2 separate regions of the Homo sapiens genome follow, and region 2 is linked to region 1. Evidence: chromatin loops called from intact Hi-C (ENCODE). Cell type or tissue: heart left ventricle. All regions are shown on one strand. Links, peaks and the distances in the headings refer to the core of each region. The heading gives the core; the rest is flanking DNA.

The links. Hi-C counts contacts between places; a loop is a spot of excess contacts. Peaks named below come from ENCODE experiments on the same cell type or tissue, not always from the same donor. Only the 100,000 strongest peaks of a DNase experiment are listed, where the experiment ranks them.
Region 2: it touches region 1 in a loop (2.8-fold over the local background); 5 of 110 quality-filtered maps call a loop at or near these places.

The regions. Positions count from the first base shown.
Region 1 is chr9:130,480,051-130,488,364 of GRCh38, forward strand. ASS1 (argininosuccinate synthase 1) reads left to right here. Exons shown (of 15, transcript NM_054012.4): 11 at 335-399. Among named protein-coding and RNA genes, the nearest start is that of ASS1, 39 kb to the left of the region's middle. RefSeq lists an enhancer at 16-771. In heart left ventricle, for the core only: no CTCF peak of the experiment used is centred there; no DNase peak of the experiment used is centred there.
Region 2 is chr9:130,658,321-130,666,634 of GRCh38, forward strand. PRDM12 (PR/SET domain 12) reads left to right here and starts at 6,274. Exons shown (of 5, transcript NM_021619.3): 1 at 6,274-6,556; 2 at 8,288-8,314. The coding sequence starts at 6,334. RefSeq lists enhancers at 4,716-5,557, 6,848-7,521, 8,275-8,314. In heart left ventricle, for the core only: no CTCF peak of the experiment used is centred there; DNase peaks (open chromatin) are centred at 1,878 and 4,751; H3K4me3 peaks cover 1,496 bases; H3K27me3 peaks cover 8,000 bases.

The sequences.
Region 1 (8,314 bases), core at 1-8,000:
TCTCAGGCCCTTGGCTGGATGGGAGGCCAGGATAGAAGGAAAGGGAGCAGTAGTTAGCTGTGGCGCTAGGCAGGGCCCCAGGACACAGGGAACGGAAGGAACAATGTGAACTCACACCTGGGCAATCCCTGCTCTCTCTGGGCCTCAGTTTCCCCACCTGTCCAGTGGGCACCTGGACTAGGTGACCCGGCTCAGATGTCCTCTTGAGTCTTAGATCCTGAAATGCTGCCTAATGTGTGGCCTAAGCTGTGCCCACCCTGGGACAGCCCAGCTGGGTGGGTGACTCTGAGCCTTGCGGTAGCGCCCGAACCTAATGGACCAGTTCTTCCCACAGGGGCAAGCATGGCGTGGGCCGTATTGACATCGTGGAGAACCGCTTCATTGGAATGAAGTCCCGAGGTGAGTCTGCTCAGCCTCCCTCAGGGCCTGCCTCGGGACCCAGCAAACCCAGAGATCCCTGAGACCCTGTCCCCTTTGGACGCTACTACCCCCATGCTCCGTGGGCGACCTTGGGCACGTCCTTTCACCACACCCCGTGAGACCGCAGTTTCCCTCCTGCCAAGTGGGGATCGTGGGCCCTTTGCCCCTGACTTTCAGGGTGTTATGAGAAGAGCTGTCCAAGGGCTGGGAGAGGCCCAGGAGGGCCTGGGGAGTCTCCGAGGAGCAGGGAGGCCAGGGCCAGGCCTGGAGGTCAGGCTGTCTTGTGTCTGGGGTGGGCAGGCCGGGTGTGGAGGCAGACCGTGCAGGCCCGATTTCGTGGTCATTAAGGCCGCATGGAGGCCGCCGGCCAGGCAGGGCGAAAATCCTGCCAGGGGTGGGCGCTGTGGCTGCACAGGCACTGGGAGCCGGCCAGGGCCTAAGGACCTGTCCCAGCATCAGGCACGGCTCACTGGCCCTTTTCTCCAGGGATGGGGCTGTGCCACAGTTGGGGCTGTGCCGCAGTTGAGGCTGAGCTTCAGTGTGACATGCCTGCCACCTCGGCTGGCCTCTAGCCTGCCTAGCCTCGTATCCGCCTGTGGCTGGGCCCAGGAGCAGGGCAGTTGGTCCCCAAGCAGGTGCCTCTGTCTTCTCTTAGTAGCCAAAGCCCATGATTCCCTTTGTCAGCCAATCAGCATTTCATCTTGACCACAACCCTCCTCTCCAGGACTCAGTTTCCCCATTCATACACCAAGGGGATCTCAGCTCCCTGAGGGTCTGCCAGTGTGTGATAAAGCCATGCTGTGTTCTTTCTTGGGGGTCCTAAGAGGGAAAGAGCAAGGTTTCAGCAGTTGCAGCCCCTGAATTGGGCACCTGAATTTTTATACTGGTGGTGGGGTCAGGGCTTCCTGTTTCGGTAAATGTTCAGGTCTCTTTGCTTAGGGTTGATTTGAAAAGATACCACAACCAAATATCACCTGGCCACGGTATAGTCACGGCCCCATGTCTCTCAGGCTATTTTTACTAAGATTCTAAAATCCAAAGAGAGCCGATCACCCCATGTGGGCCAGAAGAAAAGGGTGGTGGTCCGGAGGGCAGGATGCCTGCTTCTGGTCTCAGGTTTGCCCTGCCTTGCCCAACAACCTTGGACTTGTCATCTATCGCTAGGCCTCAGTTTCCCCAAGTGTAATGCGGTAGGCGCTGGGAGTTGCATCACTCTGGCTCTGACCTGTCTGCGTTTCCCTGGAAAGGCATGGCAGCATGGACCGGGGCGGGGACGGGCTTGCCTCGAAAGACATGGGAGCGCGGAAGGGGAGGCAGGCTCGCCTCTTTCTTGTGGCTTTAGCTCCTTGCTTGCTGTTATTCAGGAGAAACAACCTAATTGAAGCTCTGGGGAGGCCTTGAGAACAATGTTACTAATTAGCTGCTCCTTTTTATCCGGGCTTACCTTTGTCTCTTACCTATATTAACATGTGATTAGATGCCCCTTTGTCGCAGCCTGCCCTTGGGAGCCAGCGCGGTGTGCACCCTCCAGGGAGAGCTGGGAGGGACCTTGAGGAGCCACAGACCAGCACCCCATTTACAGATGCGGAAGCCAGGGCTGGGGAGGGGTGGGATAGAGGGCTTGCTTCAAGTCCCAGGCACTTTAGTGGCAGGACCAGGACTGCCATCTGGGCCCAGAGTGGCATGGAGTGGAGGGCTAACAGCTTAGACTGGAGTTGGACAGATCTGGGTTCAAACTCATGTATGGTGGCAGGAACTGGTACACTGGAAGTGCTCCATAAATAGCCATCAGTCCCCCGGGCATGTGGAATGGGGACAGAAGCAGCCCCCATCCTCTGGGAGCTGTCAGTGTGGCGGGGGGTGGGGTGGGTTCCAGTATTGCACCTGTCTTATCATAATAAGGGCCTGCCACAGGCATGCCCTTGCCATGCCTGTGGCAGGCATCACCAGTCAATGCTGGCATTATCCTGTTGACTCCAGAGGTATCTCAGGGCTGCTTGCAGGCACTACCAAATGATCAGGATTGGCATACGTGATGAAAGTGTATTGCCTTCCCTATTGGAAAGATAAGGACTGGCCTGAAGTCACTGTGAAATGGCATCCTGTGGGGTGGGGCGAGTCAAGCAGAGTTGAGCAAAAATGAACTGAAGGAGGTGGTTAGTGATGAAAACCTGGAATGCACTATTCTGAATGTGGAATGGTAGCTGACAGCATTCCACGGAGGCTGGACCTTTTTCCCAGAATGGGGGCCTCATCCCCGTAGAAGGTCAAAGCCATGAGATCAACAGTCTGTTCCAATCCCCGTGGCTCCTTACCACCCACCTGGGGAAAGCTTCCTGGAGCCCAGCCTTCACTCTGCCCTGGTACTTTGTGTGTGCTGTTGGAGGCTCTCCCCAAAAGCACAGAATTTAGTCAGTGTCGTACAGGGAAGAAAATCGGGATTCTGACGGCAAGAACTTGCTGTGTGATCTTAGGCAAGTTTCTCCCTCTGGAACTCCAATTGTCAAGGGGCCAGATGAGGAGGTCGTATCATCTCCCTCTGAATGTCCTCACTCACCTATTTTCTTGCTTTGGGTTGGGGAGAGAAGACAAAGTTGCTAGGTAATTTTAGGGTGGTGTCTTGTTTTTATTTCTCTACTCCAAATATTTCATGTGAGAAGGAAAGAGGAGAGACGGTAAATTAGGGCACTGTGGATTCCCCCATGACAAGGTTTTTATTAAGTGTACAGTAATGAGAGAAGCTGTTAATCGTCAATTATATTGAGGGCAGAACAGAAAGATGCTATTGTCCGTATCTCGGTGTACAAGGGGAACATGTCATTTGTATTGATTTTACAAAGCTCGTAATTGAAATTCGTTAAGGGCTGATTTTTTTCTCTGGGGGGCGGGGGCGGGTAGGGAGTTGGGCAGCGCCAGTGCCCTGGGTCTGGGGTGGCCTAGTCAGCGGCGCTCAGGGTCAGGGACAGGGGGCTGGGGAAGCCGCGGCTGGAGTAGCTTTCTCCGTATTGTGGCTGTTCACATGTCATTATCACATTATCTTTTTAACTCTGGAGGGGGGCTAATTAAGTGAAGTAAATGAAATCAGTGGGGAGGAGAAGGGGGGCAAGGCAGGCCGGAGGGAAGCCGAGGGAGGCCGGGAAGGAGCCAGCGCATGTCCTTGTGCTCAGCCTCTTTCTCTGTCTCCTCTCTGGCCCCAGACTTCTCCCGCCGCTCTCCCCTCTCCGCTCTCCTCCCAGCCCTGCCCGTCTCACCTCTGCCTGCCCCCGCCTTGCTCCTCCTCCTTGCCTTCCTTTCCTCCTCCCTCTCTCCCTTTCCTCCTCCCTCTCTCCCTTTCCTCCTCCTTCCCCTCTTCCCTCCCTTGCCCTTCCCTCTTTGCACATCCTCCTCCCCATTCCCCACTCTCCCCTCCTGTCTCCCTTCCTCCTTACTCCTCCACTTTCTGGCCCAGAAGGAACAAGGGCTGTCACCCACTTGCCCAACGTGCCCACCCACCATCTGGAACATTCCAGATGGAGAATGGAGGGAGACCTGTGAAGCAAAAAGGTTTTCAGCCCCAGAGGCCCACCCAGGATGGGGCCCGCCAGGCACCAGGAGCATAGAGGATGGCTAGAGTCCCACCCTGACTGGCCTCCCATCACCATGGCAACTGCTTCTCACCTTGGCCCTGGTACCTAAGAGGGGAGCCCTTGGGCTCCAGCCAACCCCTATGCCCCACCTCTTCCAAATCACTTCTTCTACTTTCCCAAAGGACCAGAGCCTTTAGTCCAGGTGCCCTCACCTCCAGCCCAGGCCCCAGCTGAGCTGGCGGATCCCACTCAATTCTGCAAAATTGCTCATTCTGCCTAACCTGGCAGCCTCAGGGACAGATGAGAAGAATTTGGGCCACAGTAGCTGTTTGGTTCCCACCTCTTTCTGCTTGGTCCACTCTCCCCCCAGCCACCCCTGGCCACCCCTAGATCCTTGCCCGTCTCCCCACTCCCCGCTGCACCTTTCTTGGCAGTAATTATGGTGTGATTGAAGCTGCTCCACAGAGAACTGCTGACACCTCTGTCTTTTTCCTGTAAACACGGGGAGATGAAAATAGACACTTGGAGCTGCTGTGTGTGTCACTCCAAAGATGTCCGTTGTCTCTTCCACGGCAACACAGAGGCTCAGCTGTCATTTCCTCCTTCTCTCTGCGCAGTGGTTTGTATGCCGACTGTCAAAAGCCCCAAATTCATAGTCTTTTAGCATCAGGTTTCTGTCACTGTTTTTTTTTTCCAGAAGAAACACACAGAAATCATCTGTACCCCCTACCCCTGTGGAGAGGAGAGGGAAGAGCTTTAAACGCACACACACACACACACACACACACACACACGTGCGCGCGCGCGCGTCGGCAGCAACCTAAAAACAAGTTTTTTGATCCGTCACAATTAACACTTTCGAAGAAAAGGAGCAGGAATATTAATTGCACTGGTGTGTTTTGTGGCTGCAGCCTTTCCCCTTGCCCGTGAGCCCTCCGGAGGCTGCCTGGGAGGGTGGCAGCCAGGAAGCCGGTGCTGGGGGCTCAGGAAGAGGAGGGTTCTGCCTGGCCTCTGCCCACCAGACATTCTCTGCTCCCGGTGGCACTGGCCTCATTTTCCTGGGGACACCTGTGATGGGCCAGTAGCTGGAGGACCTTGGACAAGTCACAGCTCTTCCTCGAGCCCTGAACCCCACCTGCGCCCTCCCCTCTCTGGACTGATGGGAGGCGATGCTGTGGCCTCGAATGTTCTCGAGACAAGACTGTCAGTAAGTAGGGCACACCTGGAGGACGCTCTGAACACTTACCTTTGAGGTAGGTCCCAAAGGAAGTTGGAATGTCAGAGCAGCAGGAACTTGCAGCCTTCTTGTTTTCCAGATGGGTTGCCTGGGTCTAAGAGAGGGGGCTGAGACCGGCCAAAGTCACACAGCAAAGCCAAGCTGGGCACCTTCTGTAAAGGCCAAGCTGGGCACTTTCTGTAAAGCATGGTTGTAGGACTCCTGGTGCCCAGCTCCAGCCCTGCAAATGTAGTTTGGACTGCCCTACAGTTGGCCGAGCTGAGGACAGAAAAGCAGGGAGGCGGGCCTGGGTGTCTAGGAGTTGAAAATGAGGAGGGCTCCTGCTACCGGCCTACCCAGGATGGCGCCATTACGACTCTGTGGCCAGTGTAAGGATGGGCTTTGCAAGTTTCTGGAATTTTCCAAAATGTACCCAAACTAATCACTAGAAGGCCTGTTTCCAACCCGATATGTATCCAGTTCTAGCATGTGCCAGGATGGAGGACCAGCAGGACTTTGTCAGTGTCGTGCTCTTGGGAAATTGCTTTATTTCTGGTAATAAGGTTTCTAGGCTGATTGAAAATTTGCTCCTCGAACTTTATCGTTATATCTGCCATTTTGGAGACAGAGATTTCCTGTTTCTGCACACACTGGTCTTTCTGGACACACTGCTGAACCATTCCCCTTTCTGGTGGCTTTTTTGGCACTGTCATGTTTGTGTGCGGTCATCATGTTTTGTTTTGTTTCTCTTTCAGACAGGGTCTTGTTCTGTCACCGAGGCTGTAGTGCAGTGGTACGATCATGACTCACTGCAGCCTCAACCTCCTGGGCTCCAGCAATCCTCCCACCTAGCATACACCACCACACCCAGCTAATTTACCATTTTTTTGTAGAGACGGGGTCTCCCTATATTGCCTGGGTTGGTCTTGAACTCCTGGGCTGAAACGATCCTCCCACCTTGGCGTAGTAGCTAGGACCACGGGCACATGCCACCACGCCCAGCTAATTTTTTTAATTTTTTGGTAGAGATGGGGTCTCACTATATTGCCCAGGCTGGTCTTGGACTCAGCTCAAGCAATCCTCCCTCCTTGGCCTCCCAAAGTTCTGGGATTACAGGTGTGAGCCCCCGCATACCTGGCCTGTGCTAAGTTCTATGTCCCTGTTCTCCAGGCTGTCTATAATGACTTTTCTCAGTCATTCCTCTGTTTCTGCTGCCATCAGCCTTTTTACCCCTTCCTGGTTTGTGGCTCTGAGCTACTCTGCAGAAAATGATGACGGACCCATTTGAACTGTTTTACAAGAGTCACGGTGAGGCCTGAGGAACTCCCGAGGGATTTGAGGGCTTGGATCTCTGCATAAACTTGGAGAGAGGCCATTTCCTAATCAGAGGTCACAACTAGATTCAGACGGTGGACATGCCGAAGGCTGCAGCCCCCACCAATGAAGCGGGATGGGCTCTTTCACAGCACACGATACTCATATTTGCACCTGGTTGCTCTGAGGGGCTTTCACAAGCATGTCACCTGACACCAGTATATCAGGGGTTTACAGATGAGAGAACCAAGCCCCCAGAGAGGTTCCCTTCTGCCCAGGAACACGGAGCCATGGTGAGAACCAAGCTTTTCCTCCACAGCAACAGCCTGGACTTGGGCTTTTTCTCTCACGCTCTGGTTAGCAGTTGATCACTTTGCCAAAGGCCCTTCGAGGCCACCTGGAGCTGAGATGGGAGACCCCGGGGCCGGGCCCATTCCCCCTCCAGTTGGCTGGGTGGTATTAGGCAAGCCACCCCCCTCCCCAGGCCTCAGGTTCTCATTTGTAAAACTGGTGTGTGGGACTAGATTTAAGGTGAGTCCAGAGTTTGCAGAGGGGCCTCTGTTCCTCCCAGCACAACCTCTGCCATCTCTTCTATATGCTGGGCTTCTGCCGCAGGCTGTTTGAATATTAGGTTGGCAGCTAACAGTCGGGAGAACACGGTACCGGATTGATCCTAATGCAAGCTCTGACATTTCCGTGATTCTAAGACTTAAAGATCAAAGACTGGAGGAGTTCTCCAAGGAGGAAACTTCTGGTTAGTGCACGAGGGCTCAGCAGACTCAGCCTCCCCAGATCCCCGGTAGGCTTCAGAGTCAAAACCAATATCCTTCATGGTTTTTTTTTTTTTTTAATTTAAAACTGTGGTAAAATACATGTAACATAAAATGAACCATTTTAAAATGCGTAAGCGTGCCGCTCAACGGCATTAGGTCCTTTCCCAGGGCTGTGCCACTGTGACTACCGTCCACCTCCAGAACATTTTCTTTTTGCAAAGCTGAGACTCTGGCCCCATGAAACTCCCCATTTTCCCTACCCCGGCCCCTGGCAGCCACCATTTCTGGCTGTATGATTTTGATGACTCGAGGGACCTCGCATGAGTGGAACATACAGTGTTTGTTTTTGTGCCTGGCCTTTGTCACTTAGCGTCACGGCCTTATGTTGATGCTGTGGCATGTGTCAGGATTTCCTTCCTTTTTTTTTTTTAGACAGAGTCTTGCTTTGTCACCCAGGCTGGAGTGCAGTGGTGTGAAATCAGCTCACTGCAACCTCTGCCTCCCAGGCTCCAGTGATCCTCCTGCCTCAGCCTCCCAAGTAGCTGGGGCTACAGGCATGTACCACCATGCCCGGCTAAATTTTTTTGTTATTTTTAGTAGAGACGGGGTTTCACCATGTTGGCCAGGCTGGTCTTGAACTCCTGACCTGAGGTGATCCACCTGCCTCGGCCTCCCAAAGTGCTAGAATTATTACAGTCATGAGCCACTGTGCCCGGCCCCCTTCCTTCTTAAGGCTGAATAATATTCCATCGTATGGATGGACTGCATTTTGCTTCTTCACTCATCCCTCGATGGACACCTGGGTTGCTTCCGCCTCTTGGCTATTGTGATTAATGCTGCTATGAACATGAGTGTACAAATCCTTTCTGGGTTTTTTTCAAGCAGCCACTGTAGAAAGATGTTAGTAAATTCCCAGGATAACTGAGAACCTGCCCTTTTAGTGATGTAACGTATGGTGGAAGAAAGGAAGCTCTCGGGGTAGAATCCATGGAGATGGGGGAGCTATGGCCCCTGCTCCACCCAGA
Region 2 (8,314 bases), core at 315-8,314, 180 kb after region 1:
CACAAGCACCTTTTCACCATTCACTCTGCAACTTGAGTGTGAGCTCATTCACCTGATACGTGAGGCATCACAAACAGGCCTGGTTATTGTTCCCACTCTACAAATGAAGTCACAGCCATTTCAGCAGGAGCCCTCAGAGAAAGCTGTCAAGAGAGACCTCAGAGCCACCAGGGCGACCTAGGAGAAGCTCTGGCCTACCAGGGTGCACCGCTTGGAAGGTGGTCTGAGAAGGCAAGAACTGGGTCTGCCCTGGTCACTTGGTGCCCCCAGGGCCTTGTATGGGACCTGGTACATAGTAGGTGCTCAAAAAATGTTTGTTGAACAATGCAATGATTCCCCATGAGGCAGGAGATGGTCTGGATGGCAGCAGGTGGCCTCAGGGAGCAGCAGTCAGGGCACAGCCCCCTGACTCCAACCCCCTGTCTGCTCTGGGGCAATGCAGGGAGGACATTTCAGGTGGAATTGAGTGCAAGGTTCTGGAAGGCAGGAGGCGGCTCAGGGAAGTTGTGGAGGAAGGGCTGGGTGTGGGGTGGGAAGGGACTCGGGCAGAAGAGGAGGTTGTGAATGGGTCGGAGAGGGCTCCTTCTGGCTGCCCCTAGACCCACCAGAGGGGCAGGCAACAGAGGAGGGTGAGCTGGAGGCTGGAGGGGCCAGGGAAGACGGACAGGGAGGGCGCCTGCCTCCCACAGACCCCAACCAGCCTGCCCTCTTCAACCTTTCCCTGCTGTTTTCCCCAGGACTCCTTTTGCCCTCACACTCCAGTCTCTCTGTAGCACCCTGTTGCTCCCTCTTGGTGATCCAGCTCTTGAAAGCCTCTCCAGGCCTCCCGCTCTTTCGGAAGCCGTGCCTCTCCCCCTCTGCTTCCTTCATCTCCGAGTCTTTGTACCCCTGCGTCTCCGACTCGGCCTTTCATCTGCTCCCTCCACCTCGGCATCGCCTTGCCTCAGTCTCCCCCGACCCCTGTCTCGCCCCCTCTGCTTCCAGAAGCCTGCGCCTCTGTCTCTCCCACCGCCCGGTCTCCTGGTGTCCCCGGCGTCTCTCCCGTCGTTCCCGCCGCCTTGATCAGCCTGGGCTGTGGCGCTGGCATCGCTGGCCTGGGGACCGGGGTGTGGGCGATGGAAGGGGGTTCGAGAGGCGCAGGGGAGGGGCTTCCCCTCCTCCGCCCCTGGGCGCCTGGGGAGACTCGCGTGCCAGTCACCTGCCGGTCGGGGCGCCGACTTCGCGCCTACGCACTCCACGTGGGCGCCCCGGGGCGCGCCTTTGTCTCTCCCGAGCCTTGAAAGCTAATTACATTGGGAGGGGACAGGGGTGGGGTGGGAGAGGGGGCCGCTGTCCCCATTCACTGAGCCGAGGCCGCCACTCCGCCGGCAGCCCCGCGCAGGCCTGGCCCCGAGTCACGTCTGTTGAAACCGTTTTTTTCGGCCTCGCCCCCACCCGCCTTGGCAGCCAGCCGCGCCTTTGTACGCGCCGGCGGGGGCGCCCTGGAACCCTGAACCGTCTTACGGGGAACGGGGGTGGGGGGAGGGGAGCGGCGCGGGCCCCACGCGAGGAAGGAATTTCCTGGGCCACTGCGAAAGATTGAGGCTCAGAAAGCCAGAGAGAGACGTGCGAGGAGGAAGCGGAGAGGGTGTGCGAAGCTGGAGAGGGAGTCGGAGCGCCAGCGAAAGAGGGGAGCGCTGGGGAAGGAGGAAGAGAAGGAGAGGGGGAGAAGAGAGACGCGGATGCTGGGCGCGCGACGGCAGCGGGCGGAGGAGGGGAGCGGCCGGGAACCTGCGCGCAGGGGAAGCCAGGACGGAGCGCAGCACCGGCAGGGGAGGGTTGCCGAGGGGCTGTGCCGAGGAGCCCGGGTGGGGGCGGCTGGACCGCGGGCCGCGGGACTCACAGACAGTGCGAGGCGGCGCGGGGGCCCCTCTCCCTATGCGGGGCTGGGGCGCAGGGGCTGGGCGGGGCGGGTGGGCGTCTGAGCGCGGCGCGGGCGCATTCTTCGCCTTTTCTTCCTCGGGCTCATTCCGGCCGATCGATACCTGCGCGGGACCTGCCCCCGCCGCTAATATCTTTTTAATGAGTTCGCCAGGCTTAAAGCGAGCGCGATCTGCCCTCCAGGGTGGATTTTCCCCCGGCAGATGTTTCGGGAGGAGGAGGCGCGCGGAGCTCCCGGGAGGGGGGACAAATCTCTCCCTCCGAGGGGCGAGAACAGGAGACTTTCTTCTAAAGTTCAAAAGAAAGACGGGCTTTCACTCGGCCCCCAAAAATGTATTTCTCGGCGGACAATGGGCTTCTTTCTGCGCCTCTGAGGGCCGGCGGGGCGGGCAGGGCGGGGACCCGTGCGCTTTGGCCCCGCCTGACCGACTCGCACCCCCCTCCCCCGCACCCAGGCCCGGGCCCCAGAGCGAGGGCGCAGGAGCCGCGAAGCCGGCCGCCCTTCCGAGCGTCCCCCTGAAGCGCACTGTCGGGACCTGGCTCTCCCGGAGCTAAGCCCCGGCGCACCGGCGAGAACGAAAGCGTCGTGCGGGGCCCTGGGCTGTCCCACACGCCCCCGTTCTCATAGGTGCCTCAGCCGGGCCGAAGGGACGCGCGCTGGTGCCTCAAGGGGAGGACGAACGGACCTCCGGGCTTGGGCCGCGGCCTCCTTCCCCTCGGCGCTCCGCCCTGAGCGGGGCAACAACTAGAAATTAGCCAACCCCGGGCGGCTGCCGGGCCCTGAGACTGTCTTGCCCGCCCCGGCCCAGCCACCCCTCCGGGTCGCCCCTGCTCTTCTCCTCCACTTCCCCTTCAATGTCCCTCCGTGGGGCCGTCGGCCTGCCGCGGCGGCCCTCTCTCCACTCCCGTGGGCTCAGGGGAAGAGGGCACCCGGGCGGCGAGGATGACCTCCGAAGAGCCGCGGCAAATTGATTCGTTCCGCCCGGAGCCGGGGCCGCGTGAATGGGGGCCCGGGCGGCGGCGGCAGCGGAGAAGAGGATAAAGATGTTCTCCCTGAAAGGGGGAGGGGGCGCGGAGCGGGAAGCGGGGCCATTCACTCCTGGCCCGGCCCCTCGGGAAGCCGCGCCGAAGAAAGGGGGCCGAGGCCTATTCAAGTCCTACGAGCCGCCCACAATGGACCGATATACTGAGGGCCTCTCTATTAACGCCCATGAATATTAAAGAGATCGCCAAGTGGCGGCCAGCGGGCGAGGGGGGCGACGGAGCCTGAGAGCTCCGGCCCGGCCGAGGGGAGGGGGCTTTTGCGCGAGCACATTCCGCGCCTGGGCCCCGCGGAAAATGACAAAATAACACGGGTCATCCGCTGGGAAAGCCCGGAATGTTTCCCCTCGAAATCTCCTCCCGGGGAGATGTGAGCACAGGGTCTTGCTCCCTATTTCAATGCACCTTGAGACTGGGCGCTACCTACGGGCTCCTTTTTCCCCGGGCGGGGGTCCAGGTGGGTTTTGCCGCTAGACTAGAAGCACAAAATGTGAGCGCGGTGGAGATTTGGGCGCACCAGCTGGGAGGACGTTCTGCGCTCCGCTTCTGCCCGGCTCCCAGTACTGCTCTCCGGGCTTGCGGGTCCGGAGGAGAGGAATGGGACTCCCTGGCCGCAGTCCGAGCCCGTGGTCACTGCGCCAGCGGAATCCAAGCCTCTAACTCTAAGCCGGGGTTCAGGACCCAAACGCTGCACCCCAGCACGGAGGATGCACAGACCTGAGGGCTTCCCGCAGTGGGACGTGGCCCTGGAGAGGGCAAAATCCTCGGGGTTGTCGTGGGGTAAAGTGATCTTACCCAAAGAGAGACCAAGCAAAGAAACCTCAGTTCACAAAGTCCAACTCAAACCATTGCACAGACAGGGACACCGAGGCCCAGAGAGGAAAGGGGCAGTCCACAGGACACACAGCAGTCCTTATCCCCCTTTGGTGTCCTGGAGGAACTGAGGTCGCTTTCGGGGCTTGGGAGCTGCCGCAGCGCTTGGCTCCTGGCAGCGCTCCCCGACGTCGTCTCCCTCGCTCCTAGCACTTTGTCCTCTCCACCTAGGTCTTCCCAGAAGCCAAGAAGTAGGCCCCGGTGAGGCTCCCCTGCAGGAGCCATCGGACTCCATACGCCCCCTCAGACTCGAGCTCTGGCCAGGGAGCCGATGCGACCCACAAGCTGCGTCGAAAAATGAGTGGAGGGTTCGGCGACCCTAACCCACCTCCCTCCTCAGCAGCGCTGCCCTCTGCTGGCGCCCTGCCCAACGGTCCTGCCTTCTGCCAGGTGTGCCCTTCCTTGGGCTCCAGCCTCGGGCGGACCCGGACGCAGGGTCTGAAGGCCAGCTACCGCCGCCTTCCTCCCTTTGCGTCCCAACGGGGACGGGGGATGCCGGAGACTACTGGCAGGAACTGGGGACCAGGGGTCTGGAGTCTGGACGCCAGGTGTGAGACCCTCTTAGCCAAGGCGCGTCCGGGTGGTGGAGGGGCGTCTATGCCAACAGGCGTTTGGACAGGGTCTCGCTCATGGGAGGTCAGCTCGCTGTTCTTCCACCCAAGTCCTCCGCGCTGAGGAGAAGGTCTAGGGAGTCCACACAGTCCAGCGGAGACTAATCCGTGAGCCTGACCCACGCCGAGAGGGTCCAGGCACCTCTGTTAGCGGCATCTGAAATTGTAGGCTGGTGATGGGAGCCAGAAGTGCGGCAGGTGGGGTGAGCTCCCTCACCCAGCATGTCAGGGCCTGGGGTCCGAGGCTTGAGGCTGACACTGGGGAGCCGCGAAGCCTGCAGGAAGCGGGGCCTTCCGCTGGGCTCAGCAGCTACCTGCTTCGGGAGAGGGGATCGCTGGGCTCCGAGGTGCCTCGAAACCGCCGCAAAGCAAGTCTGCTCCTGGGATGATGGGCAGGAGGAATAGAGGAGAGGAAGGGAAAGAAGAGAGAGGCAGAGGAGAAAGAAAGAACTAGGAGGCAAGAAGGAAGGGGCGCCGCAACGCCACCGGCTTCCCGAGGTTGCAGCTCAGCAAGGAGCCGGAAAGCCGGGCCGCAAGCCGAACCCGCACTGAGGCCTCTCGCGGAGCTGCCTGCAGTTTCTGAGGGACTTCGCTCTCAGGCACGCCTGCTCCCACCTAGGAAGGGTCTCGGGACCCCTTTCAATCCCCCTATATCCCGTAGGAAATTCTTTTCCCAGAGACAGGCTGCCAGGGCGATTCCTGTCCGCCCATCTCGACCCCCGACCTGGCCCCGCAAGGGCCGGGAGCCTGGCCTTCCATGAAGCTGTCTCAGGCCGGGACCAGCCCCAGCCCCGACGGCCGCTGCGGCCCCGCCTCGGCAGCCCCGTGAGCCCGCGGAGGAGTTTCGCACCCGACCGTGCACAGCGACCGAGTTGGCGCGGCCCGTATGAAGCGAAGCGCCGGCTTCAGCAGCGCAGTCTGAGCAGGGGATCCGCGTGGCAACTAGGGCTGCGCGCGAGCTCGGGGCGACTGTGGCGGCCCGGGGAGTGCAGGGCCGGAGAGGGAAGAGGACGCGGGCTCTGGCCGGGGAGGGAGAGCGGTGCAGGGCTGGGCCGGCCAGCCGGGGCAGCAAAGTAAAGGTGAACGCCGGGCTGGGCCAGGCCGGTGAACATAGATCAGGCCTGAGGGGAGCGCGGGGCCCGAAGCCAGGCGTCCCCTCTTGTCTAGCCTGGTCCCTGGAGTCCTAGAGAGCCTCGCCGCACCCCCTCCCCTTCTCCGTCCCCTCCTCTCCTCAGAGCCGGCTGAGCCTCCCTCCCTGCCCTGCGCTTCCCACGGGGAGAGAAGGAAAAACAGGAGGGGGGAGGAAGGACCAGGAAGGGGAGAGAGGAGTGGAGGGGTACTGTTTGGAGCGGTCCGCGCGCCCCCGCCCCTCGCGCTCTCGCGACGAAGGCTCCTCGAGCCCAGCCGGGTACAACAAGTCTGTCCTCCGACGTCAGGGGGTCATTAATAACCAATTAGGAGGGTCACTGCGGCTCCTATAAAGGCGCTGAGATTTTGCCAAGGGGAAGACGGCCCCGGCCGAGTGTGCGAGAGGCTAGCGCGCGCCTGAGCCCCTTGCTGCCGCTTCCCTGCAACCACCCGCCTCTCACCCACCCTGCACCCCCCGCACCCGCCTCCGCCTCCACCCGCGTCTCTCCACCCTCCGCGCCGCCTTTGCCATCTCTACAGATTTCACCATCTCTCTTCCCCTCTCCCCCTCGTTCGCTTTCCTCCCAGTCGCCCCCTCACCTCCCGCTCCCTCCTGCGTCCTCCTCCTCTCCGTCCTCCCCCTGCTCTGGTTCCTTCTCCATCGCAGCGCTCTCCTCTCGCCCCTTGGGCTCCCCTCTCGCCCGCCCACCTCCCCCGTCGGCCCGGCCGTCCCCCGGCGCCGGGGAGCTCCGGGCCGCCCATGATGGGCTCCGTGCTCCCGGCTGAGGCCCTGGTGCTCAAGACCGGGCTGAAGGCGCCGGGACTGGCGCTGGCCGAGGTTATCACCTCCGACATCCTGCACAGCTTCCTGTACGGCCGCTGGCGCAACGTGCTCGGGGAGCAGCTCTTCGAGGACAAGAGCCACCACGCCAGCCCCAAGACAGCCTTCACCGCCGAGGTGCTGGCGCAGTCCTTCTCCGGCGGTGAGTCCAGCCGTCGGAGCCCGGCGCAATCCCTCCTCCCGGCGACCCCCATTCCCGTCCTGGCGATGCGCGAGACGCGGCTGGGATACCCGGCCTCGCTGCTACTCGCGCCAACCTGGGCTCTCCCGGCGCTCGGTGCACCTCAGTTTCCCCATGGGCCAAACCAGGACGCGAGCCACCAAGCAGCTCCGCAGCCCACCCGGCTCAAGGACCGACCCCGGCGACCCCGTCGCTCGGCCCCGACGCCCCCGCCGGCCCCTCCCTTCCCCTCCTGCGCTTGAGCTGGCGGGTTCCCGGCATTTACAGCCTTACTAGGCGTGTAATAGCAGTTGACTCAAAAAGAAGGGGTTTTAAATTCATTTAGTTAACTTGGGCTTGACCCACGAAAGTTCCCACTTAAACCAAGAACTTTAAAAGGCAGCCGGGGCTGGGGAGGGGGTGGAGGGAGGGCGGGCGGGGAGAAAAAGCCGCGGGGAGAGCGAGGGAGAGAAAGAGAGAGCGAGAAAAGTTTCTTTTCTTTAAGATGTCTCAAGTTCTTATTCCTCATTCATCAACCCGCAAACAATATCTTTCCCTGGCTCTGGCATCTCTGCGCGTCGCCCTCTTTTCCCCCTTTACGATTTCTGTTCCTCTCTTAATTTACCGTGAAGACTAATTCCACTTCCATTCACGCTATGTCAACCATCTAATCCCCCTTTTTTGTAAGGGGAATTCCTCGGCCCCTTTTAAACAAGTCCCCTCCGCATTGAGCTACAATTTACTGCTACAGCATTCTTCCAGGGCTAATGAATTTAGAATTAGCAATTTCTTTCGAATGGAGCCGAATGAATGCGATCACTTTAACAGCGTGACAAATTGCCCGCCGCGCCGCAATGGACACCGTTTAACCCCCCCCTTTCAGCCGGCCCGCTCGCCGGGTATTTTCCCAGGTAGCTTAGAGGGGAACCTTGTAAGACATGGAGGCCGCCCTTGTGCGCCTCGCCGCTTCCAGCCCTGCCGCAGATGCCCGACAGGGGAACCCTCGGGGAGCTGGGGGCCGCCGCGGCTCCTCCCCGCCCAGAGAGATGACATCGGGGTTTGTCTGAGCCCGGGCGCCGCCCTCCCTGGCACCCCAGGGCCTGGGAGCAGAGAGGGACTCGGGCGCGCCCGGGGTCACACAGCGAGCGCAGAGCCTGGCCAGCTGCTGCCGGTGCTTCTTTGGCACCTCCAACACCTGCCAGCCCGAGGTCTGTCCCCAGCGCTGATCACGGCCCGGCTCCTCTGCCAGTGCCCAGAGCCTGGACACACAGTGGGCTCCCGGAAGCCGACTAGGCGAAAGAGTCTCCGGTTGGCCTTCACCTCCTTGCAGGACCTGGCCTCAGTTTCCCTGTGCATAAAACCGCTCGCTGCCGTTGGCTCATTAATTCTTAAACTTATCCGGGGCAGAGGATGGAAGAAGTTGCGAATGCTTTGAGAATTCGCGGAGAGACTAAAAACCCACTTCTAAAAATGATCCCCAACGCACCACTCGCTTTCCAGGGCACGGAGGGTCTCCAGGTTGCAAACAGAGGAGAGGTCGTTGAGCCTCCGCACATCCGACTTCCTCCACACCCGGGTGGCTTCTCTGGATTTGGGGCCGACTTGGGTTTGGCTGGTCTGGGCAGGACCGAAGCCGGGGTCCCGGCGGGGAAGGAAGGGCCGGGCCTCGGCTGCCTCGGGCTCTGACCGGTTTTCCTGGCCCCGCCGCCGCAGAAGTGCAGAAGCTGTCCAGCCTGGTGC